Linked DNA regions of Homo sapiens: region 2 is linked to region 1. A link is a loop called in an ENCODE intact Hi-C map of the cell type or tissue named here. Cell type or tissue: prostate gland. All regions are shown on one strand. Each heading gives the region's core, and the rest is flanking DNA. Links, peaks and the distances in the headings are about the cores only.

Region 1 (8,340 bases), core at 287-8,286:
ACAGGTGGGAATTGAACAATGAGAACACTTGGACAAAGGAAGGGGAACATCACACACCGGGGCTTGTCGTGGGGTTGGGGGTGGGGAGAGGGATAGCATTAGGAGATATACCTAATGTAAATAACGAGTTAATGGGTGCAGCACATCAACATGGCACATGTATACATATGTAACAAATCTGCACGTTGTGCACATGTACCCTAGAACTTAAAGTATAATTAAAAAAATAAAAGAAAAAGTACTTAATTTCACTAGGAATCAGGGAAATGCACATTTAAACCACAGTGTGGTATCATTACAGATCCACTAGATTAGAAACAATAATTCTGGGCCGGGCGTGGTGGCTACAGCTGTAATCCCAGCACTTTGGGAGGCTGAGGTGGGCAGATCAGGAGGTCAGAAGATCGAGACAATCCTGGCTAACACGGTGAACCCCGTCTCTACTAAAAATACAAAAAAGTAGCCAGGCATGGTGGCAGGCACCTGTAGTCCCAGCTACTCGGGAGGCTGAGGCAGGAGAATGGCGTGAACCCGGGAGGTGGAGTTTGCAGTGAGCGGAGATTGCACCACTGCAGTCCAGCCTCGGCAACAGAGCGAGACTCCGTCTCAAAAAAAAAAAAAAAAAAAAAAAAAAAAGATACAATAATTCCGAAAATACCAAGTATAGGGGAAGGATGTATAACAAGAGAGATTCTTCTCATGCACTTCTTGAAGGAATGTAGATTGGTAAAACCACATTGAAAAGCAGTTTTGCTTTGCCTAGTAAAGTTGAAGATTCATATATGTTACATCAGTAATCCCACTCAGGTATTTTTAAGAGAAGCTTATGGGCATGTGCACCAGGATATACATACAAGAATGTTTATGGCAGCATTTGTGCATAATAGCACCAAACTAGAAACCAAACTTATGTCCACCAATAGTAGATTGAATAAATTGTTGAGTATGTACACAATGGATTATATTATACACACTATTTTTAAATAATAACTACAGATGGTCTCCAACTTATGATGGTTTAACTTATCATTTTTTGACTTTACAATGGGTATATCTGGGTATTAAATGCATTTTTGGCTTACAATATTTTTGACTTATGACAGGTTTATCAGGAGATAACCTCATGGTAAGTTGAGGAACATCTGTATTGATATTTGCTTGACTTTAACAGAAGAAAAAGAAAAAGTAAAACTGATGGAATTGCTGAAACTTCAGATAGACTTTTCTTTAAAACTAGAGATGTTAGGCCAGGAGTGGTGGCTCATGTCTGTAATCCCAGCACTTTGGGAAGCTGAGGTGGGCAGATCACGAGGTCAAGAGATTGAGACCATCCTGGCCAACATGGTGAAAACCTGTCTCCACTAAAAATACAAAAATTAGCTGGTCGTGATGGCGCATGCCTGTAGTCCCAGCTACTTGGGAGGCTGAGGCAGGAGAATTGCTTGAACCTGGGAAGTGGAGGTTGCAGTGAGCTGAGATCGCACCACTGCAGTCCAGCCTGGCAACAGAGTGAGACTCCATCTCAAAAAAAAAAAAAAAAAAAAATCTAGAGATGTTAGTTCTCAAAAGAGCTCTTTGGAGGTAATATTATGAAAAGTAAACAGAACTGCATTTTCCTCTACTTTTTTAGGAGCATCAGTTTAATAAATAATAGTACATATAAAATCATAATGCTATAGTCTTTATGGAATGTTCTTATGTGTGTGCATGTGTGTGTTCTTACTTAAGTACAAGTTTAAACCTCAGACAGTATTTATTGATTTCTTATTTTCTGTCCACTCAGAAAGTCATGGTGGACATGGATTGTTTTAAATTCATGTTTAATTGATCTTGAATTTTCTGGCATAACCCTGGTATCAGAGATACAAGTGGTCTAAGACTACTCTGTGGGCCTGTTTTGTCAACTTATCTGTCATATAATGGAGGGGATGTTTTCTCTAGATACCCCGCTGAGCTGCTGACAATTCAAAGTTCCCTTTGGAGGTCTTGGGGACCAGAGGCTGGTCTCATTGGCCAGTTACATGTGGCAGAGGGAACGAGGGGCCCTCCTTGGAGGCAATAGGACACCCTTTAGGTTGGAGACAATACTTAAAGCCATGCTATGGGACCAAGATCCAAGAACCTGGTTAGGGTTTGAAACCTGCCAAATCTGAAAGTTCCAAAGGCAGACACCAAATTTAGGGTATGAGATCCAGAGTTTGGGGCCTGGAAAATCAAAGCTTTTGTGAATTGTGAACTGTAAAACAGAAAAGAGGGACTTGGAGAAGGTCCTGAGTAATTACTGCTCACAGAACTTAAAGCATTCACAATCTGCCATGACATGCTATTTAGGGACCAGCAAGAAAGCAAGGCACAGGTGGTTCTGCAGTAGTAAAAGCTTGAGGTGGATCACTAGTAAGCATGCTAACTGCCATGTAATGTAAGGAAATCTCCATTTTTATAGACAAAGTATTCCATAGCCTGCCAGTAGGAAAGCTCCTTTGACCCCTCACTGAGCGGTCACTCAGGTCTTCAGGATGTCTTTCTGCACACATTTCTTTCCAAGAGTTAGTGGAGTGAGGCTTCTGGGTTTATACTGGTGTCTTACAGTTGCAGTGTTTCTCAGCACTTGCCATCTACTGGCTTAAGGGACAGCAATTCTGAATGCCCCCTAGGACCTCTTTTTACAGCTTAGACTGGGCAATAAACTCAAAGAAAAAACTCACAGTAAAAATAGTTCACTTGTCCCCTTCTCTAACCCACATATGGAGACAAAACAAATTTCTCATAATATACCAACACTTTTAAAAGTGGAAGCCTAATGATTTGAATTCCAGTGGGTAAGGAAGGAAGCAATGTTTTTATGTCCTCTCCACCTTGGAACAGGGTGGGCTATTTCTCCATTTATGTGGGCTGGCAGCAGATGGGGAGGTAAGGGCTTCTCATGATCCACAGCACCACAGTGCCAGCCCCCTGTCAAGCCTATATCAAGAAGAGGTGTGCAGGAGAAAGCTGAGTGTTAGGATTTCACCTGGGCAGAAGAATCGGGGGTGCCAGTTGCAGATTCCCGAAAGAGTGACTGTGACTTGTTGTGGTCCTTTTCCTGTTCCTGGAGTCAGAAAAAAGGGACCAGCTGCTTACTGATCCATCTTCTTTGAAATGAAGTGGAGATTAATTCCTAATTGTTCCACTTCTCATACCTACACATCACAAGTGTAGGTTCACTCCTGATCATTTCTGTGTGTTTTGTATTGTACTGTATTGTATTGTACTGTATTGTAGACAGGGTCTTTCTCTGTTGCCCACGCTGGAGTGCAGTGCTGACCATTTCTTTATCTTTTCAAGGCAGCCCTGATCCCACAGATAGTCCTTCATCCCTTCTTCACTAACAGCCCCTCAGTACTGGATTCATACTCTCTTTAAGTCCCAGCCGTTTGAGGTTTCAAAGTTTGCTACACTGCCCTCTGCTGGTCTGAACTCGGATTTACCCTAAAATGGGGGGCTCCCATTGCCAAGTACTTGAAGTTCACCCTAGATAAACGGCTTCATCAATCTCTATAGCACTTGATTTCCTTTCCTTATCTGGTGAAGTTTCCTATTCATATAGAACTTAGAGATGCTTAGGCTCTTGGACAGTTTCTGCAAATGTAGCATGAGGCTCTTGGAAAGGGAGACTTCTCTGCTTAAGGTTACTCCCTGGCTCCTGGCTTAATCTTTTCAGTGACATTTAATTCTACGGCCAATATCTGATGTTTACTCTTGTTTCTAAGCCATGGATCCTTTCTTGGTCCTCGAGTACGTTAGCCAATATGTCACCCAGATCCTTAAAAAGAGTTAGGAAACCATTCCCTGAGGTACCCTAGAAGTCTGCAGTGATACCAGTTGCTTCCAGTCTATTCTGATGAATACTGTTCCTATGAAATCACTGGTGCATACCACCTACAACTGCCAAGATCACTCATCCTGTGTGTTTAACCCAGGACTGTCTGCTTCCAGTCTGCTTTAGAAATCACGTACAAATATTTTTAAAAATATTATCTACTAATAAGGCAATCTCTCATCACAGTACAGTACAAACACAAGGTGTGTTATTAAGGATTTATCTGGCACCACAAAATTTGCCATAAAACTTCAAAGTCTTAAGAATAGGATTATCTAAAAAGCTCAACATCACTGATCATTAGAGAAATGCAAATCCAAACCACAATGAGATATGATTTCATGCCAGTCAGAATGGTGATCATTAAAAAGTCAAGAAACAACAGATGCTGGTGAGGCTGCAGAGAGATAGGAACACTTTTTTCTGTTGGTGGGAGTGTAAATTAGTTCAACCATTGTGGAAGATGGTGTGGCAATTCCTGAAAGATCTAGAACCAGAAATACCATTTGACCCAGCAATCCCATTACTGGATATATACCCAAAGGAATATAAGTCATTCTATTATAAAAATACATGCATGTGTATGTTCATTGCAGCACTATTCACAATAACAAAGACATGGAATCAACCCAAATGCCCATCAATGATAGACTGGATAAAGAAAATGTGGTACATATACACCATGGAATACTGTGCAGCCATAAAAAGGAACAAGATCGTGTCCTTTGCAGGAACATTGATGGAGCTGGAAGACATTATCCTTAGCAAACTAACACAGGAACAGAAAGACCAAACACTGCATGTTCTCACTTATAAATAGGAGCTGAACAATGTGAACACATAGACACAGGGAGGGAAACAACACACACTGGGGCCTGCCTGGCAGGGTGGAGGGCATGGATGGAGGGAGAGCATCAGGAAGAATAGTTAATGCATGCTGGGCTTAATACCTAGGTGATGGGTTGATAGGTCTAGCAAATCATAAGGGCGCATGTTTACCTATGTAACAAACCTGCACATCCTGCGTGTGTACCCCAGAACCTAAAATAAAATAAAATAAAAAACGTAAAAAAAAGAATTTTCTTTGCCCTCTATTCCTTTTTTACCTTTCTTGACTTACCTCTTCAGAATCTATTCTCTTAGAACATTTGGTTTTGTGTGTTTGTGGCTGTATACCTACATACCTTTCCATCATTGCCATTAGCTTCTTTCCAACAAGCTTTCACAAGTCTAAGAATTCTTGATTAGATTTTTTTTTTATTTTGCTGGCCTACAGGATTTGACATCCCACTAAAATCTTCTATCCTTCAGATGAACACTTTAGCCCCCAATTCTAAACTTGACTGGATGTTACTCTGTTTGCCTAAAATATTTCTGATTTATTCATATCAGTTTTAAGGCACGTCCATTTCTTATATGTATTTAATTGTTTTATTTAAATTGATCTTTCTGGGTTTTTCTAATTATCACTTATAAGAAAAATCATGCTTCTTATGCATATGGAAGTACATGTTGGAAAATGGATAAAAGAGCCATTTTAAGGATAAAATGCAAATAGTGCATCAGGCCTCAAAATTTCACTTTGAGTTTTCCCTTTAATAACAAAATATGGCCAGGCATGGCCTATAATCCTAGCCTTTGGGGAGGCTGAGATGGGAGGATCACTTGGGCCCAGGAGTTCAAGACCAGCCTGGGCAACATAGGGAGACCCTGTCTCTATAAAAATTTTTAAAAAATTAGCCTAGCATGGTGGTATGTGCCTGTGGTCCCAGCTACTCAGGAGGCTGAGGTGGGAGAATCACTTGAGCCTGGGAGGTTGAGGCGCAGGTGACAGAGCAAGACCCTGTCTCAAGAACCAACTGACCAAACAAACAAAAATATAAGTCTTTCTCAAAAAAGGTAGTCACTTAACAGATATATATGGGTAACACCTATACACAGGACACTGAATTAAACATGGAATTATAAAAAGATGAACATATGTTGACTTGTGCTCAAACATGATCTCAGATTACTATATTAGGATTTCGATGGCCACTTCAGGAGCAAGTCTTTCATTTAATAAATATTTATTGAGTGCTTACCACATTCCAGGTACCATGCTAGAAGCTAGAGATTTATGGAGCCTGGATTTGGGAGGTAACTCTAATCTAGTGCAGTTGGATCTATAGGACAGGATGCTGTGGGAGCACAGATGTCATCTAACTTCGTCTTGGAGGGATAGAGAAGGGTGACCCAAGGTAGTAATGTCTAAATTGAATTTGAGAAATGAGTAAGAAGTAACGAGGTACAGATCAGAAGTAGCGGGGGTGAGCAGCTAGGTGCAGAGTTTAAGGGAGCACCCTATGGAAATGCTGAGGGCTGTGTACAAGGGATGTATGTGAAGGAGTGTGAGAGTTTGGTATGGATGGAGCCTGCATTAGTCTGTTCTCACGGTGCTAATAAAGACATACCCAAAAACTGGGTAATTTATATAGGGAAGAGGTTTAATTGACTCACAGTTCAGTATGGCTGGGGAGGCCTCAGGAAACTTACAATCATGACAGAAGGGGAAGCAAACACATTCTTCTTCTCATGGTGGCAGGAAGAAGTGCAGAGCAAAAGGGGAAAAAACCCATATAAAACCATCAGATCTTGTGAGAACTCACACACTATCACAAGAACAGCAGCATGGGGGTATGCGCCCCCATGATTTAATTATCTCCCTCTGGGTCCCTCCCACCACACATAGGGATTATGGGAACTACAATTCAAGATGAGATTTGGGAGGGGACACAGCCAAACCATATCAGAGCCTACAGAGCAATGTAGGAGTCAGGAGAGATGAAGCTGGAGAGGAAAATTGGTCAAATCATGCAAGTCTCCTATATTCATTGATGATAGGGAACTAGGAGAGATATGCACTGGCTTTATAGTAAATGGCTCCTATAGTGTGTGAGTCAGATAATGTCACAGGCATGATACAAATTATAAGCAGGGTAGGCCTTGCTGCTGCAACAAAGATCTACAAATTCAATGACTTAGAGAACAGAAAGTTTATTTCTTTCTCACTTCATAGGACTGAGTGGTTTCAAGTCAGCAGCTAGAAATGGGAAGAGGAGAAGGTGGGCTCTGCTTTTTGCAGAGACCCCGGCTGACTGCAGCTGTGCTATCTTTAACCCATTGTTTCTAGCATCACCACCCCAGGAAACTAGAAAGAGAAACGGGATTGTAAGTAAGTGGCTTTTATGGGCCAGGTCTGAAAGTAGCACGTACTGCTTCTGTCACATTCCATTAGTCAGAAACCGGTCACATGGTTACACCATATTGCAAAGTACCCTGGAAAATGGAGCCCAGTTTTGTGCTCAGGAAGAAGAGAAAATGGATTTTGGGGAATAGTGTCTGCCACAGTGCTGGAGGGAAGAGCTGGTGGGCTATGAATCAGAACCATTGCTCACTCCTTCTAAGAGCCCTTTCTCTAGTTGCCTCTGCTTATCTCGTAGTCCTGGTCTTCTTTCAATTCCATTTCCCTTATGCAAATACATACAGGGCCTCTTGGATTATTTATCTCAACCCTAGCTACTTGTCATTCCTCAACTAAGATTCATGTTTGATCAATCTCCTCTGACTCTCAGCACAACAGGCTGTTTGCTTGCCCAGCTCAGCCTGTTTTAAGGAGAGAGTCCGACCTTGCTGGTCAGTTGGGGAAGCCAGAAATGCTGGTTGGTAGGTGGCACTCAGCAAGACACTCATTCCAAAGCAACACACACGTAATGAATGCAAGGATTCAGTCACGCTCAGGAGAACACAACAACACTGGCTCCCTTGACCTATTTCCTCAAGACTAAACTTTCAAAAGAGTAACCACACCCAGGCTGACCAGGGAATTGTTAAAAACAGGGATGTCAGCATGCTCTGATCTGACTGCCAACAAAAATATTTCCTTTGTGTTGATGCTTTCTTCATACTGCACTCAGGAAGGGCAAAGAAGTTTGACCTGTCTGGGTTGGAGAGCCCGGTGAACCACTCTCCCCAGGGTTTCTCTCTGGGAGTTACAGAAAGAGGCCTGCATGTTGTTTCTTTCTAATGGGAGTTGAGGCTACCACTTTCATAACCACCGATTAGTCCTATTTGCTATTAGGAAATCTCAGGGCTCTCCATCAAAGGCCTCATTGTTTGGATGTTTTTTTTCTTTCACTTGTGTCACTCTGCTAAGGTACGCTTTCACTCAGCAGTGTCTTCTGGGTCATTTTTATAATGCTGTTAAAGAGAGGATGAAAGTGCTAGAATCAAGAGTTGGAGATACCACTCCTCACCAAGAGTTTAAAACCGACATTGAGCGGAGGTGAGGAGGGATGGGGAATTTGTTGATGAATTTGTATTTATTTGTGTATGTCCCTTGGGTTTGTTTCCTTTTTGTCCAAATCCAGACATTTAAAACTCATATGTCTACGCTCATGATTTATAGAGATCTTCACTGTCATGATAAGCAAAATAGGAAG
Region 2 (8,340 bases), core at 282-8,281, 1.1 Mb after region 1:
TTCTAACAGACATTTCAGTGATGTTATTTAACAACTTTGAATTCAATAGGTCAATGAGAAAAAGTCTCCTAGATTATCACAGTGCTTTCATCTCAATATAGAATAATATACTTTAATTTTTTTTAGACGGGGTCTTGCTCTGTCACCAGGCTGGAGTGCAGTGGCACTATCTCGGCTCACTTCAACCTGTACCTCCCGGGTTCACGCGATTCTCCTGCCTCAGCCTCTCGAGTAGCTGGGACTACAGGCGTGTGCCACCACGCCCAGCTAACTTTTTTGTATTTTTAGTAGAGACGGGGTTTCACCATGTTGGCCAGGATGGTCTTGATCTCCTGACCTCGTGATCCACCTGCCTTGGCCTCCCAAAGTGCTGGGATTACAGGCATAAGCCACTGCGCCTGGCCTACAATAATACACTTTTAACAGGCATTTTTATAGCAACATTGTTTTGTTTTTGTGTTTGAGACAGAGTCTAGCTCTGTTGCCCAGGCTGGAGTGTAGTGGTGCAATCACAGCTCACTGTAGCTTCGACCTCCTGGGCTCAAGGGATCCTCCCACCTCAGCCTCCTGAGTAGCTGGGGCCCACAAGTGCATGCCACTATACCTGGCTAATTTTTAAAACTTTTCTGTAGAGATAGGGTCTCACAAGTGATCCTCTCACCTTGGCCTCCCAAAGAGTTGGGATTACAGTTGTGAGCCACTGTACCTGGCCAGTAATTTTTGTTAATGGCATGTGAACATGACTGCCATACATTATTTATATATTAAGGGTAGATTCACTTCAGGGAAGGGCTCATAAAATCTTTGCATTAAAACACCCTCTAGTGAGTCTGCATTTTTCTGTTTTCATAGCTGGAAAGCATGCCTGTTTAGAAAATTTTAATTCTCATGAAGGAAAGACAAATGCTAATAAATGCAATTCCGAGTTTTAAAATGATAAAATGCCCTTTAGCCACCCAGTGCTACAAAATTAGAGGTGCAGTCATATACTGGAAGGTCAGGCCAAGCAGAGGTGGAGATGTCAGAGGGAGATATAGCTACAGAACCTGCCTGGGATCATGGTCACTTATGACAGGGAAAAATATGATGGGCAGTTCTAATGTTATGAGGCTTTCCCTACTAGTAAGATAGTCTTGCAAAGGGCAGAAGTCTCTGACGATGCACAAACATTGAGATTTTCCCATCATTCGTGTCATCTGAAATAAATGGCATAAATATTTATTGTCCGATTCTAGTTGGCTAAGAGCTGAACTGCCTCATGTGGGGTAAATGAAGCTAGGAACTAAGATAATTTTAAAGCCCAATGTAACCAGAGAAATAATTGCTATGAGACTTACAGCTGGATACATATTTAAGATATCTGGTCTTTTCCACTGAGCAGATAGCAGAAGACTGCTGCCTGACGATTGTGGGCAGCCTGGTAACATCTGGCTCCAAGCTAGGCCTGGCCCTGGACCAGAATGCTGACAGCCAGTTCTGGAGCTTGAAGTCCGATGGCAGGATTTACAGCAAGTTGAAGCCAAATTTAGTTTTAGACATTAAAGGTAAGGGTCACTTCCTTTATTTTCTTTATTGTAATGTGTATGTCTTTTAGTTAAGGAAAAATCTATTCATAACTTTTGAAAATGATGAATGTATTATTAGTAGTAACAGTAAGAGAGCCCCTACTGTGTGCCAGCTGCTGTGCTAGCCACTTTCAGTACACCATGTCCCGTCATCTTCACAGCCGCCCTATGAGGCCTACATTATCCCCTCTCCCTCTTTTCTCCCCAGTTTTACAGACAAAACAACAACAACAACAACAACAAAACCCCGGAAGCTCAAAGGGGTTGGCCAGTTTGGCCACAATCTCACAGCTGTAACTGCTGAACCAGAATCTGGCCATAGGCTGACTTCAAACATTTATTTTATTATAATAGTGTTAGGCTAAAAATCACAAGCTGAAAGGCCGTGATTGCACTTAGTTCGGTAGAGTTGATGATTCTCATGTATACACGTGACCTTTCATTGAAAAGATCTAAGATCTCAAAGGAATTAACACAGCCTACAGGATTTCAATGCAACATGTGTTCAATGAAGCTAATAGGGAGTGAACTGATGGTGCTTGGGGGAGAATAAATTTAGCGTGGTTGTCCTCAAACTTTATTTGCATCAGAATCACCTGGAGGGCGGGTTAAAATAGACTGTGGGGCCACATCCTCAGAGACTGAGTCTGTAGGTCTGGGGTGGGGCCTGATAATTCCTTTTCTAACAAGTTCCCAGGTGTTGCCAATGCTGCTGGTCTGAGGCCCACACCCGGAGAACCACTGATAGTCATTTAAAAATAACATAAGAATGACCTAACCTCTGTGTGGGAACTCAGTGAACTAGTGTGTTGCTATTGACAGGTGCAGATGGTGTGTTCATGTCATCTGGGGTAATTCTGCTTTAAATTAATGGGCACTTTTTTATTCCCTATCAGGAAAGTCAGCACAATTGTGTTTTGTAGCGAACTGGTGATAATGTAACCATACTACATACTCCATTAATTTTTTTAAATTTTTATGAGTATATTACATACTCTATTTTAAATCATCACTACAAAATGACTCAATTTTACTTTAATCAGGGATTTAGGCCAATGCTGTCATTAAAGTTTATGATGTAGGGGTAAAGAGCCAGGTGCCGTGGCTCACGCCTGTAATCCCAGCACTTTGGGAGGCCCTGGTGGGTGGATCACGAGGTCAGGAGATCGAGACCATCCTGGCTAACATGGTGAAACCCCGTCTCTACTAAAAAATACAAAAAAATTAGCTGGGTGTGGTGGTGGGCGCCTGTAGTCCCAGCTATTTGGGAGGCTGAGGCAGGAGAATCGCGTCAACCCGGGAGGCGGACGTTGCACTGAGCCGAGATTGTGCCACTGCACTCCAGCCTAGGCGACAGGGCAAGACTTCGTCTCAAAAAAAAAAAAGTTGTAGGGACAAGAAAGTGCTGTAATCTGATTTTTAAAAAACAACTTTTCTGGATAATGGAGAACGAATCTGGACATTTTCATCAGGGGCTTTGGTAACTGTATGGGGAGCAAAAGTGGCTGTCACTTCTGAATGATCTCCAGGTAGGTAGCTTGGCCAACCCACTTAAAACAATGGACTTAGGATCAGACAGAATCTGAGAAGTTGGAAAGATGCTCAGAAGCAAACAATGCCTTTGCCTTCATTAAAGGGGGCACTTAGGGAACACAAACTAAGCACTGCAACTACAGGCTGGATGGAGACCACAAAGATCATATAAAATGCAAGTAGTACCCTTGGATATAAGAAAATAAATGCAATATTCAGAAACCAAACAGTAACATATAGTACAGCTCCCTCACCTTACATTTGGTACAACAGATTTGTCAATATGTAGACAGGTGAAATACTCATTTTATAGATGATCAACCTGAGGTTCAAACTAGTTAAGAATTATGCAGATCTTTGTTTATTCTTATTTTGATAAACTTTATTGCACTAGAGTGCTTCAGTGTTGACAAGAGTTTCAAAATCTCCAGAGACACCAAAGAAATGTGACTCAATTGGAAAAAATGGAGTTTTTGACACAATGTTAGAGAAAGTAGGGTATGTAGTTCTCAAAGGAAATCTGACCAAACCTTCCTGTTTTTTACAAATGTGATCTGCTTCCTATGTCCAGGGTGGACAACACTATGATCCTTAGCTAGAGCTTTCTTCTCTTATTCTTTCAACATGTATTCACGGGGTACACACTATGTGCCAGGCTCGGTGCTAGACACGGAGGGCACCAGCGTGAAAAAAAAAAAAAAAAGCCTCCTCCTTGGCTTCAGACAGTTTACGTTCTAGATGCGCTAGGCACACAGGATGTCCCTGACTTGTTACATTAGCAGCGGACCAGAAGGAAGGACACCTCACTCCTTGTCTTGGCTCTGACATGAACCGTGGGACTCTAGGTTTCTTAAGACTTCTTTTTAAAGCTCCAGAGCCCCTTCCTAAATGACACTATATAAATTACTCAAGTGCCTGCTGAGTAAGCATAATGTCCCGTATATTTGTGAAATCTCAGTATCTAGCACGGTAGCAACAACAGTCTTTTTTTTTTTTTTTTTTTTTTTTTGAGACGGAGTCTCACTCTGTCGTCCAGGCTGGAGTGCAATGACACGATCTCGGCTCACTGCAACCTCCGCCTCCTGGGTTCAAGCAATTCTCCTGCCTTAGCCTCCTGAGTAGCTGGGATTACAGGTGCCTGCCACCACGCCCGGCTAGCTACAACAGTTTTAATTCCTTGTTAAACTGAATTTAATTTTCTCAGACTGGGAGAATGGTGCCATCTTGTGGACATGAGAGAGCAGCGCCGCACGTCCCACACCCCATGCAAAGGAAAATATAAACACGTCTCTTCTCGTTGGTGCACTTACTAGCAGACCATGATTTCCATTAGCTACAACTACTGAACCATTTGTTATCTATTAAAATTGCCCTAAGAATTATTAGATCATGCATCTGTCTTCTAGCTCATCTTCTTGTGTTTGGGAAATGAGTTCTTTTGGTAGACATTCATGTATTATTCCAGACCACATACCTTGTAACAACAGTGGAAGCTGATTCATGTTCACTTTAAAAAACATGAAGTCTGCACAATTTAAACACTCTCCAAAGGCAAGAGAATGAATCAAATTATTTCTCAAGAACTTTCTAGTTTTCATGATTCTAGTTGAATTTATATGAAAGTATTTTAAGATACTTTACTTTTAAAATACAAAAGATACTCTTAAAATACAAAAAGTATTTTAACATACTATAATGAAGAATGAAAAGAGACATTGTGACTTTAATACTTCCTGAAATTTCAGTGGAGTATGCTGTGTGTCTCTGTCTCGGCAGAGTGTAGGGTTTGCTGGTAGTTTTTTCCCTACTGCTACAAACTTACACATAAAGGCCCAAAACACCTTACCCTTGTATTCTATAGTACATCTAGCCATACATCTAGCTGTGTAGAGGCTGTAGATTACCAATGATGATAAATCAGTGTCTCACAAGAGAAGAGACGATTTCCTTCCTCAACTATAATACCTAGATTTATTGTGTAAATTCCCAAACCTTTTTCATATTTTGTAAATGCTTCAAAGGTGAAAAGAATGTTTATTTCTTCTTGATCCAAGGAGGAAGCATGCTTTCAATACCAGTCACTCCCTGCATCAAAATGCACAGATTTTTACTTTGATGGGGTCTTTGTTGATACATCCTTGGTGCTGAGGTTTATGCTAAAAAAAGGATAAGCCATCTGAAGGGATCTTTATTCTACACTGGAAAAAAAAAAATCAGATAACCCTTTTGTTAATGATACTTCTCCAAAGAAAGAAGCCATGAGGCTGTTTTTAGCACTAAAGTATCTGAAACATCCAGTAAGCACCTTTGGAAAATCTTACAAACATTCTGGTAACAGGGAGAGAGTTCATGATAATAGTTTTACAATACTGTGGTACTCAGCATCCTAAATGCTATGAAATTTTATCCACCAACTGAGTCCCCAGTAGTGACAATGCTACCGCGTCCCCTTATGTACTTCCGGGTGTCATCCAAACCTCCCCTTTGACCTAATACAGCCCGTTTTCATTGTTCATGCAAGTGCTGTTCCTCGATAACCATTCCTCCCACCTTTCCACCACTGCCAGGACTACCTGCTCTTTCCTCGCTGGTGTCTCGAATCTACCATCTCACCACCAAATATATGTTAGTCTCTTTACTCCTTTTCCCTTCTCTCGGGTTTTCCCAGTTCCCTTGAATTTCAGACATTGTAAGAGTGACTGTGGACTAGCTCTTAAGAACTGGGTAGAAAAAGGAGCCCGTGAGGTGGGATGTCCTGTGTGAAGGTGCTGGTGCCCCAATGGTGGGATCTGGACAGATTCACCCATGGCAGGTTGACCCTCTCATCCCACAGGGGCCCAGGCTTCCCTCCCTGCCTTGCCTCCTTGAGGCATGCAGTTCTACACCTTGTTTACTTGCTTACTTTTGCTGTACTGGTGTTAGGGGAATTGTGTCTGCTATAGACCCTTCACCATGGGTACATTCATCTTTTATTATTTTCCTTTCTTTTAGGGGGCACACAGTATGATCAAAATCACATTATCCTCAACACTGTCAGCAAAGAGAAGTTTACACAAGTGTGGGAAGCCATGGTCCTATATACCTGAACAAAGAAGGAAGAAGAATCTTCTGGAGGTCCTTCCAGCCACCTTATTTCTTAAAAAGGACAATGCTGATGGAAGACCAGACTGGAAAGTGGATCGACTCCTCCTTCATTGATTCTAAATTCAACCTTAAATCATGCTGCCATGACTCAGAGAACTTACTCATCGTTTCAAAAGACTATCATAGCTTTAAACCAATAATTTGTCCTCCTTTCATTTCTTGCCTTTCATTTTTGGTAGCTGCTTAAACAGGTTGCCTAATTAGCAGCTTTTGGGTGATTTTGTAAAATGTTATATCAAGATTTCAAGACTGTGTACATTTTAAATTATTTCCAAAGATAGTGACAGGAGAGAACTGGAACAAATTTACCAACTTTGTGGACCTACAAAGCCCTTACACTTTAAAGGGTAAGACAAAGGCTTAAGTTTGAAAGGTAGAGAACTGTTTAGCATCTGAGAAGAAATACTTTATTAGGCCTGTAATTTTGGTTCTTGGCCTTAAACACTTTCTGGAACCTTTAAATATGCTGCATAGCACAATGGGAAAGCCTTAGGTATTCACACATTTAAGGAACTCTAAACAAAATACTATTTTCCTTTAGTTCATATTAAAAATTAATACATTTTAAAAATTTAATGTCAAAGTCTGGTAACATTTGTTAGTAGGATTTGAGTTATTATTTTTTGAGACAGGATCTCAGGCTGGAGTGCAGTGGCACAATCACGGCTCACTGCAGCCTCTACCTCCCCAGGCTCAGGTGATCCTCCCACCTCAGCCTCCCAAGTAGCTGGGACTATAGGCACACATCACCAAGCCCAGCCAAATTTTGTTTTTTTTTTGTAGAGATGGGGTTTCATCACGTTGCCCAGGCTGATCTCGAACCTCTGGGCTCAAGCAATTCACTCGCCTCGGCCTCCCAAAATGCTGGGATTACAGGCCTGAGCCACTGCGCCCAGCCAGGATTTGAATTATTTTAACTCATCCATGGGCTGCCCTAGAATGTCACAAATGAGGGTTGTTTAATGCCTTTCTTATAGCTGCTACTGGAACACTATTATGACCTAATTTATGAGCCATCCTTACTCATCTACAAGTGCTGAAGCAATGTTACATACTTTTTTGCTAAACTCAGATTTTTTAGCCTAATTTCTTGTCCTCCTATCCACCTGCATCCACACATGGCCTGCATGGGGCTGCCTTCCCTGCAGTGTTCTGCAGCCATGCTTCAGGGTATAGCTGTTGGTGGACAGCCTCAGGTCTTGGGGGCACTATAGCCACTAAACGAGGTGTGAAAGGCTCAAGAGGATGACCAGCAATTAATTATCCCCAGAAAGTGAAGGAAAAGAGACCTTTAGGGATGTTGCTGGTCAAGTCTTGATTTGACCGGAGTCAAATCAATCTTCAAGCAATCTTGGAATCCTCAACTGCAGTAAGCATTTCAAAATGCAAACAAACTGCTTAACAACTGACAAGACACCAGCCCATACGCTGCTCTTCCAACAGTGGGTTCTAGCTTTGAACAAAAGTGCTAAACATTTCCTTGAATATATTCTTCCTCTTTTTGTCCTCATCACTCAATACTGGTGCTCTTGTCACAGGTAGAACAGCTTGTTTCTTTTCCATCTATTCAAGTGTGTTTCTAATTCTAAAATGCTGATCTTCTCTGGAGTCTATGGTAGGCAATTATGGTCACTGGAATAGTTTGTCTTGTTTTAAAATATTATTGGTGCATGTACAACAGCATCCAACATATCTGTCTTGTTCCTAGATATATAGCTCTGATTTTAGGCCTTTTGTGCATACCATTACAATATGGTGGGGTAAGACATTCTACAGTAGCCTGTGCTGAACTGATCTCTTAAATAAACTTGCTTCTGGTTAACTATGTTGATGAAATCTGAGAGTCCATTCAGTAGCCCTCATCTCACCCTTCAAAGAGAGTCAGCTAGCAGATTAGAAACAAATGTCTGATTAGGATGAAGCAGGTTTGAGGGGTGCTGGTATAATAGCAAGAAAGATTTGCTGACCACTCTCTTTCCAAACTCCATAGTTTCTGAGTGGAAACGAGGATGAGTGAGGTCCTGGCTCAAGTATTTTACTCCCACTACCACCTGGGAGCCCTCCAGGAAAAGAGCTGAGGCTGCTCCAGATGGAAGTC

What was found. A loop is a pair of places that touch in the nucleus more often than their neighbours do. Peaks named below come from ENCODE experiments on the same cell type or tissue, not always from the same donor. Only the 100,000 strongest peaks of a DNase experiment are listed, where the experiment ranks them.
Region 2: a loop joins it to region 1, with 4 times the contacts of the local background. A loop is called at or near these places in 8 of 110 quality-filtered maps.

The regions. Positions count from the first base shown.
Region 1 is chr6:105,420,923-105,429,262 of GRCh38, forward strand. No RefSeq gene overlaps it. Among named protein-coding and RNA genes, the nearest start is that of PREP, 22 kb to the left of the region's middle. RefSeq lists an enhancer at 3,499-3,548. In prostate gland, for the core only: a CTCF peak has its summit at 3,445 (motif pointing left); a DNase peak (open chromatin) is centred at 3,448.
Region 2 is chr6:106,562,383-106,570,722 of GRCh38, forward strand. It overlaps CRYBG1 (crystallin beta-gamma domain containing 1), which reads left to right. Exons shown (of 22, transcript NM_001371242.2): 21 at 1,382-1,544; 22 at 6,090-8,340. The coding sequence ends at 6,184. Among named protein-coding and RNA genes, the nearest start is that of RTN4IP1, 63 kb to the right of the region's middle. In prostate gland, for the core only: a CTCF peak has its summit at 4,329 (motif pointing left); a DNase peak (open chromatin) is centred at 4,319; H3K27ac peaks cover 1,511 bases.